2 separate regions of the Homo sapiens genome follow, and region 1 is linked to region 2. Evidence: chromatin loops called from intact Hi-C (ENCODE). Cell type or tissue: breast epithelium. All regions are shown on one strand. Each heading gives the region's core, and the rest is flanking DNA. Links, peaks and the distances in the headings are about the cores only.

The links. Peaks named below come from ENCODE experiments on the same cell type or tissue, not always from the same donor. Only the 100,000 strongest peaks of a DNase experiment are listed, where the experiment ranks them.
Region 1: it touches region 2 in a loop (20-fold over the local background); 10 of 110 quality-filtered maps call a loop at or near these places.

The regions. Positions count from the first base shown.
Region 1 is chr10:124,424,242-124,428,625 of GRCh38, forward strand. No RefSeq gene overlaps it. Among named protein-coding and RNA genes, the nearest start is that of OAT, 7.5 kb to the left of the region's middle. In breast epithelium, for the core only: no CTCF peak of the experiment used is centred there; no DNase peak of the experiment used is centred there; H3K27me3 peaks cover 83 bases.
Region 2 is chr10:124,523,062-124,527,445 of GRCh38, forward strand. All of the region lies in intron 6 of LHPP (phospholysine phosphohistidine inorganic pyrophosphate phosphatase), which reads left to right. Among named protein-coding and RNA genes, the nearest start is that of LHPP, 63 kb to the left of the region's middle. RefSeq lists an enhancer at 475-644. In breast epithelium, for the core only: no CTCF peak of the experiment used is centred there; a DNase peak (open chromatin) is centred at 2,050; H3K4me3 peaks cover 588 bases; H3K27ac peaks cover 859 bases.

The DNA.
Region 1 (4,384 bases), core at 277-4,276, 99 kb before region 2:
GATTCCAAGAGCCTCTCCTCAACCCTAGAATAGCGACAGCTATTCAAATTAAAGCCCTAGAAGCTTGAGTTGAAGGCAGGAGGATACTTCAAAGCATTATTGCCCATTTACATTTGGCTAACTGTCCCGCTGAAGGAATGTCACCTGGGCCTGGCACATTTACAGTTGTCTGGAGAGGAGATTGACAATTCTCTGGATGTGGCATGAGATCTGGAGGGGAGCCTCTGCGAGGATCTTGAGAGCTGGGGGGCTGAGGCCAGAGGACACTGGGTGCCTGAAAAACTGGGTACAGGGGAGTGGGGGGAACAGAAAATACCAGAAGAGGGATGGAGGAGGACCAGGCCCATTCAGCTTACCAAGCCAGGGGGTCAGGACTATTCAAATTAGCCCAGAAGCAAAGACGTAAAAAGCCATTAGGCTCACGGAGCTGTGAAAGTCAGCTAAGGCTCAATATTGAAAAATAATATGTTGGCTGGGCGCAGCGGCCCACGCCTGTAATCCCAGCACTTTGGGAGGCTGAGGCGGGCAGATCCCCTGAGGTCAGGAGTTCGAGACCAGCCTGGTCAACATGATGAAACCCCATCTCTACTAAAAACACAAAAATTAGCTGGGCATGGTGGCAGGCACCTGTAACCCCAGCTACTTGGGGGGCTGAGGCAGGAGAATCGCTTGAACCTGAGAGGCGGAGGTTGCAGTGAGCCGAGATCGTGCCATTGCACTCCAGTCTGGGGGACAAAAGCAAGACTTCATTTCAAAAAAAAAAAAAAAAAGAAAAATAATATGTTTTCTTTCTTATGAACATAGGCATTAGAGATGCAAATACAGAATAGATTTTAGAGATAAAGAGACACTTTAAAACCTAATCTAGGCCAGGCTCGGTGGCTAATGCCTGTAATCCCAGCACTTTGGGAGGCCAAGGCAGGCGAATCACCTGAGGTCAGGAGTTCAAGACCAGCCTGGCCAACATGGTGAAACCCCATCTCTAAAAAAATGTAGCTGGGCATGATGGCAAATGCCTGTAATCCCAGCTATTTGGGAGGCTGAGGCAGGAGAATCGCTTGAATCCAGGAGGCAGAGATTGCCAAGAGCCAAGATCGCACCATTGCACTTCAACCTGGGTGACAGAGTGAGACTCTGTAAAAAAAAAAAAAAAAAAAAAAACTAATCTAACTCTTTTAAAGGCAGAGAAATCCAATCCAAGATTCCAAGGTAAAGGGCCCCCACCTGTCTTACGAAATGGGTCACAGGGACAGCCAAGAAACTGTGTGTTCTACCAATCATGTTCCACATTTGAGACATTTAATCAGAAGTAAGAATTTTGACTAAGAACAAAAAAGGCTGAAATAAAAGTTTTTAATAAAAATTTAAGGAATGAGCAGCAGTATTTATTTAAAGAATATTACATTGCTCGTTAATTTTAAAAAATAAGATAAACCTCAATTACTAGTTAAACATTTACTTTATATCCTTATCTATTTAGGTACTAAGAAGATCAGTGTGTTTTGCAATGATTTTTTTTATTGATTCCATGATGGCAAACTTAGATAACTTTGATTACTTTTCTTTTGAGGACTTTAATTCTGACTCTTTGAAGTTGGACTATAATAAAAACAAACCAGAAAAGAAGAAATTTCCACAGTTTATTCCTGAAATTGTTGACCTAAGTAAATGTATGGAATAAATATATGAAATGCTATGAAATAAATATATTAATACAATGGGTATTGTAAATCATTTCATCTTTGCTGAAAACATTTAATATTTTTTGCACAGAACTTTGCAGAGAGTTTCACCGTTTGGGACAATCGAGTTCACCAAAAGCAATGCCAGTCCTGGTATTTGGGTCATCAATACGCTCTGTCTTTGTGGCTGTCACATCCTTAATCGTGGTATAGGAAGCTGGGCACAGTGGCTTACATCTGTAATCCCAGCACTTTGGGAGGCCAAGGTGGGTGGATAATTTGAAGTCGGGAGTTCAAGACCAGCCTTGCCAACATGGTGAAACCCCGTCTCTACTAAAAATACAAAATTAGCTGGGTGGTAGTGGTGTGCGCCTGTAATCCCAGGAGGCTGAGGCAGGAGAATCATTTGAGCCTGGGAGGCAGAGGTTGCGGTGAGCCGAGATGGTGCCACTGCGCTCCAGTCTGGGCGACAGAGTGAGACCCTATTAAAAAAAAAAAAAGTCATATAGAATCCTTCCTTTCTCTCTTTTTTCTTTTGTTCTCTTTTTTTATTTTTGGAGTTGGGGGACAGAGTCTCGCTCTGTCACCAGGCTGGAGTGCAGTGGCACGATCTCGGCTCACTGCAACCTCCACCTCCTGGGTTCCAACAATTCTCCTGCCTCAGCCTCCCAAGTAGCTGGGACTACTGGGACTAGAGGCGGGCGCCACCATGCCTGGCTAATTTTTGTATTTTTTAGTAGACACGGGGTTTCACCATATTGGCCAGGCTGGTCTCAAATTCCTGACCTAATGATCTGCCCTCCTTGGCCTCCCAAAGTGCTGGGATTATAGGCGTGAGCCACCGCACCCGGCCAGGATCCTTTCCTTTAACCTGTATTCTCCCCCAAAAGATTTTAGTTACAGGCTGGACGCGGTGGCTCACCCACCTGGCACTTTAGAAGATCGGGGCGGGCAGATCACTAGAGGTCAGGAGTTCGAGACCAGCCTGGCCAACATGGTGAAACCCCTAAAAATACAAAAAATCAGTTGGGCGCAGTGGTATGTGCCTGCAATTGCAGCTACTCGGGAGGCTGAGGCACGAGAATCGCTTGAACCCAGGAGGTGGAGGTGGAGGTTGAAGTGAGCCGAGATCGTATCACAAAAAAAAAAATTAAAAAAAAATTCTTGGAGATCCTTAAGTTATATTCTTCTCCACCACCTTAAGTTTGACTTAGTCCTTTGATCATACAAATTACCTCTTTTGTTTTTGTTTTGTTTTGTTTTTGAGACAGGGTCTCGCTATGTCACCTGGGCTGGAGTGCAGTGGCACAATCACAGCTCTCCACAGCCTCAAACTCCTGGGCTCAAGCAATCCTCCTGCCTCAGCCTCCTAGGCAGCTGGGACCACAGGTGTGTGCCACCATGCCAAGCTATTTTTTTTTTTTTTTGTAGACATAACGGGGGCGGTCTCACTATGTTGCCCAGGCTGGTTTCGAACTCCTCTTGAGCTCAAGTGATCCTCCCACTCAGCCTCTTAAAGTGCTGAGATTACAGGTGTGAGCCACCATGCCTGGCCTCTCTCCACTTTTAATTCAATTTTGAACTGTTTCGGCAGGGCTCCTAATTTGCAAAGGGCAGTGCACAGCCTTTTGATTCCAAAGAAAATTAAGGCAATTAAATACATTTCAGCTCTGGCCCTCTGAGGCACATGCCGGTGTCAGTCTTGACTGTGGCCAATGCTCTAAGGAACATGTTAGCCAGACCCCAGAGCACCCAGCGTTCATACTACAGAGTGCTTGAGAGAGCAGGCTTTGGATTGAGGCAATCCAGAAGTCAAATCCTGACTCTATCGATAATCAGTTAGGTAACCTGAGACCCCAAGCCTCACTTATCCCATCCTGTAAAAGGGGTTGTTCTAAGGATCACTGACACATGTGACGCTTCTCCAGCTACTTCTAAGCCACCTGGCGGCTCAGTACAAGGTAGTGTAATTATCTTTATTTACAATGATAAGTGAAGGCCCTTCTCCAAGTCCTCTAGCTTTGAATCTTCCCTCTTCTACAGAGATTCTTATTGAAATCTAAAGAAATCAAGTACACATACTTAGAAGGCTTTTTAAAAGTGTCTATTTAAAAGGCAATGATGTCGGATGCGATGGCTCACACTTGTAATCCCAACACTCTGGGAGGCTGATGTGGGTGGATCTCTTGAGTCCAGGAATTCGACACAAGCCTGGGCAAAATGGCTAAACCCTGTCTCTATAAAAAATACAAAAATTAGCCGAGCATGGTGGTGCATGCCTGTTGTCCCAGCTATTCTGGAGGCTGAGGTAGGAGGATCACCTGAGCCCAGGAAGTTGAGGCTGCAGTGAGCCGCACTCTAGCCCAGCCCAGGTAACAGAGAGAGACCTTGAAGAAAAGAAAAGAGAAGAGAAGAGAAGAGAAGAGAAGAGAAGAGAAGAGAAGAGAAGAGAAGAGAAGAGAGCAATGATCACCAGGATCTGGGATCTGCTTGAGTAATTGTACTCAGAAAAATCCACTTTTTTTTATTCTGTTGAATAAGGTGTCCTGCAGACAGCTCAGAAAACTGTTCCCACACTGGCGCAAACCCTGGCCACCCTGGAGTTATCTCTGCCACTCCCTGGAGTTTGGGAAGCACAGTGAGGCTGTATTACAGGTTTTGAATTTCACTCTGAGTTGGTCTTCCTCTGCACAATAAACAAA
Region 2 (4,384 bases), core at 142-4,141:
AAGGCGCCACTGCCTGGGAAGCCCCTGCGCTAGTCCTGGTGCTGCTGTGTAAATAAAGCCGCGATGCGGAGCTCGCCTCTGGTCTTCTCTTATTGTTTACCCAAGGCTGGCAGATGTTTTATAAGCCCCGAACGTTCTTGACAAACAGTTTGCCCTTCGGAGAGGGAAAGTTTCCTGGACCGTGATTCCCGACATCCTGCAAGGTCCCTTCTAGCTGTGGCCTGGGTGCTGAAGGGGTTTCCCCCCAGTGGGGTGGCCAGCCGATCTAGGATTCCAGCCGCCTTGCACAAAGCTGGAAGACGAGGGGCTGCAGGGTGCATGGCTGTGGAGCTGGCTGCGTCGGGAGGGAGAGTGCCCCCACGCCTGGCCTTTGACCTTGGAAGCGGCTGCCGTCAAAGCAGCAGCTTGTCCTGGGTCTTCCCAGACTTCGCAGTGACGGATTTCAGAGTGTTTCCTGTTACGAGAAGGCTGTGGATTCGCTTTGGAACATGACAGATTTTTCTTCTGTGCTACGTGGAGTGTGAGGGAAGGAAGTGAAACTGGTGTTAATTTTTCAGCAGTCACATGTCAAAGTGAGTGGCTAGCAAGCAGGGGGGTCCAGGCTGTGGTGGCCCTGGTCAGCCTTCCAGGAGTCAGGACCCTCCTGCTGCCCTCCTGTGTAAACAGACCAGCCAGGGCAATCCGAGCCAGCCCCGGTGGAGAGAAAGGGCCAGTGCTGGGCTTGGGAGCTCACCCCAAGTTCCTCGGGTACTCATCCTGGCAGTGCAGGGAAGGGCACCGGGAACAGGCCTGTGGAAAAATCCACTGTGCAATGAGTCCGTGAATCCCAGACATCCTCTCAGCAGCCCTCTGGTCCTGCCCGGGATAGAGGCTGTGGCTTCTGGTGTAGGTGGGCACTTCTGGGCTCAGAGGGGTCATTTAGCTCACCTGAGGTCACACGGAGTGGGACCCACCCCAATTTAAGCCTGTACACTTTTTTCTTTTGTCTCTTTTGGTAACAGCTTTATTGAGAAATCACTCCCACGCTGTATAACTCAGTGGTTTTCATACATTCACAGAGCTGTGCAGTCGTCACCACAATTTTATAACATTTCATCACCCCAAAAAGAAGCCTCAAATCGTTTAGCTATTATTAGCAAAGACCCCCCACATTCCACCCAGCCCCAGACAATCACTAATCTACTTTATGTCATACTTTCTTTCTTTTGTTTTCATTTTTTTTTTTTTTTTTTTGAGACAGAGTCTCACTCTGACAGCCAGGCTGGAGTGCAGTAGCATGATCTTGGCTCACTACAACCTCCGCCTCCCAGGTTCAAGCGATTCTCCTGCCTCAGCCTCCCAAGTAGCTGGGATTATAGCCACGCACCACCATGCCCAACTAATTTATGTATTTTTAGTAGAGATGGGGTTTCACCACGTTGGCCAAACTGGTCTCAAACTCCTGACCTCAAATGATCCCCCCGCCTTGACCTCCCAAAGTGCTGGGATTACAGGCATGAGCCACCGTGTCTGGCCTTATGTCATACTTTCATTTGAAAAATTTAGAAAAATTAAATTGGCCCAGGAGTTTGAGACCAGCCTGGGCAACATAGCGAGACCTCATTTCTATTAAAAATCAAAATTAGCCAGGTGTGGTGACACCCACCTGTGGTCCCAGCTACTCGGGAGGCTGAGGCAGGAGGATCTCTTAAACCCAGGAGGTCCACGAGGCTGCAGTGAGCTGTGATCATACCACTGCACTTCAGCCTGGGTGACAGAGCAAGACCTTGTCTCAAAAAGAAATTTTTTTAAATTGTGGTAAAATATATATAACATAAAATATGCCATTAAACAATTGTGATGTGAAGTGAATAAAATTTGAATACACAGCATAATGAATAACAAAGCAAACACTCTAAGGTCAAGAATTAGGAGGCTATCAGCTCCCCAGAAGACCTAGTCCCTGATTGACATGCCCAGTCCTGCAGAGGCGGCCCCGCCTTGCCGTGGGCACAGTGGCCGCGGTGACTGGGCCTGCTTTCTTCTCCCACATGGCTGGCTTCCCTCCAACATGGCGCTGGCTCTTCCTTCTCTGACCTTTATCCAAGTGGAATCGCACACTGTACCGTTGAGCTGTGGCTTGTTCATCGTGTCCTCTGTGGCTCCAACACCCCTCTCTGCCCGTCCCTCAGAGGGAACATCTGGGTGGGTCCCAGTTTGGCCCTTCTGCACTGGCTGCCAGGAATGTTCTGGTTTTTGTCTCCTGGACACATGGGCGTGAGTCCTTCTGGGGCGGATCTGCTGATAGATGGCAGTGCTGGGTCATGGAGGAGCATATGTTCAACTTGACCAGATGAGGCCAGACGGGTTTATGCCCCCACCACGGGGGGACCCTGTTGCTCCCCGCCCCGACCATCACGAGCTGTTCTGGGAGGGAGGCCCATGTTCTTCCCAGTTTACGGTCCTGGGAGGTTTCTGGACATTGTCAGCATGTGGCAGTCCCGGACGCTGGGCCTCCTGAGAGAGTGGGGAGGAGACCCGAGGCGGAGGCGAGTGTGTGAAAGGAGGCTGGTGGGGTCCACATGGCTCAGCAGGTGAACATGGGGTTTCCAGGGGCAGACACCCCATCGTGGCCCCCATGGCTTTGGTTGGGGCAGCATCAGCTTCCTCCTCTGCTGGGTTTCCTGCCTTCTGTTGGCTGCTGGGGCAGGGGAGACAGGATTGGGAACAGTCACCCTCTCTGGTACTGACCCTCATTAGCATTCTTGGTTCCTGAGCAAGGCTGCTTCATGTCCAGGGCAAGAGGGGAAAGATGTTAAAACCTGAACCCCCCTGCTGGGCTTGGTGCCGCCTGTGGGAAAACCGGTGGGCTGAGGGCTGGGGGGCTCTGAGCTGAGGAAGGGGGTCCCAGGTGGAGGCCGGGAGGTGGCTGCAGAGTGAGGCCACAAGGCCTGGGGGTTGGCCCAGAAGGTAGGACCCCTGTAGGCAGCCTCCCAACCCCAGGAATTTGCCTCTTGGGAACGTGCAGGTCCCTCGAGGGTCCTGGAAGGCGCTGGAGTGGTGGGACAGGGATTGAGGGAGCGTCAGCAGGGCCCTCTCTTCTCCCTAGAGCCGCTCAACACGTGTTGCAAGGCACGTGCTCTGGACCTGGTGCTCACACGTGCTCTTCTCCCAAGACACTCCCTGAAGCGCGTTCCCCAGGAGCTGGAAGGGGGATAACGCAGGTATGCCTCATGGCGGGGCCAGTGCTCATGCTTACACACACTCAGCCTCAGCTCGTCTACACCCTGCAACAGCCCAGAGAAGCCACCCGCCTTCTTACCCCTACCATTTAGATTTGCAAATGGAAGCTCAGAGAGGTGAAGTAACTTGCCCAAGGCCACACAGCCTACCAGTGTCAGAATCGGGATTCGAACCCACCTCTGCCTGACTCCAAGGCCTGTGCCCCTGAACATTCTCAAGCCACCCCCCAATTAGCCAAGTGTTGCTGGAGCTCTGAGCAGGGGCCGGGCCTCACAAAACAATAGTAGCCAGTGTGGGGGCTCACAGGACTGGTCAGCTCCCGCCCTCCCCCGCTTTGGCCCCCTCCACACACACACGACCTGCTGCTGAGCTGGACATAAGCAGGACCTGGCTCTGGGGGCTTCTGACCTAGGGCAGGCCCTGAAGTTGGTCATTAGACCCCACCCACCCACCTGAGAGCCTGGCGGAGATGTGACAGGTGACAGCCCCAGAAGTCCCATCGTTGCTGCCTTTGTGGTTAAAGTCCGCTGAACCCAAGCGCTCTCTTCCCCTCCAGTGTGTGGTGGGGAGGTGGGGAGGGGACCCAGGCAGATCTGGGAAGCCGTGGCCAGGCCGCAGCAAGCAGGGGAAGAAGGGGCCCGCAGTGAACTTGCAGCAGGAGCTGTGGCCACCGTCCTAGCCAGGCCGGCCACCTGCCCAAAATGTTCTCTAACCTTAACATGAACCTGGGCCACTTGGGCTCTGCTGGATGCCCCCAGGGCTGCCAGAGCCTGCCCGCCACAGAGCCCCTCTGAGACCTGGAGTCTCACCTGAGCCCTCTCGCTGCCCACAGGGCTGGCCTCTGCCTTTCCGCTGCTGCTCTGCGGCTCGGGGACACGGCCAGGGCTGGTGGCGCTTACAGCCCAGGGGCAGGGGAGGGCACATCCCCCACAGCATTCACCATTGCTGCTGTGTTCTGATGCATCAGGGAATCTGCATTTTTGACCCTTTGATTGCTACATCTTTTCCAGCCTGGAAAAGTGAAGAAGGAAGGAAAGGGGGCTCAGAGGCCCCTGACTCCTGTCCTTGCAGGCACAGCTGGACGCAGTTCTTATTTTCAACCATCTTGCAGCAGTGGTTTTATTTGTGCACAGGTTCCTCTGTGTCATGGGTGGGTCCCAGG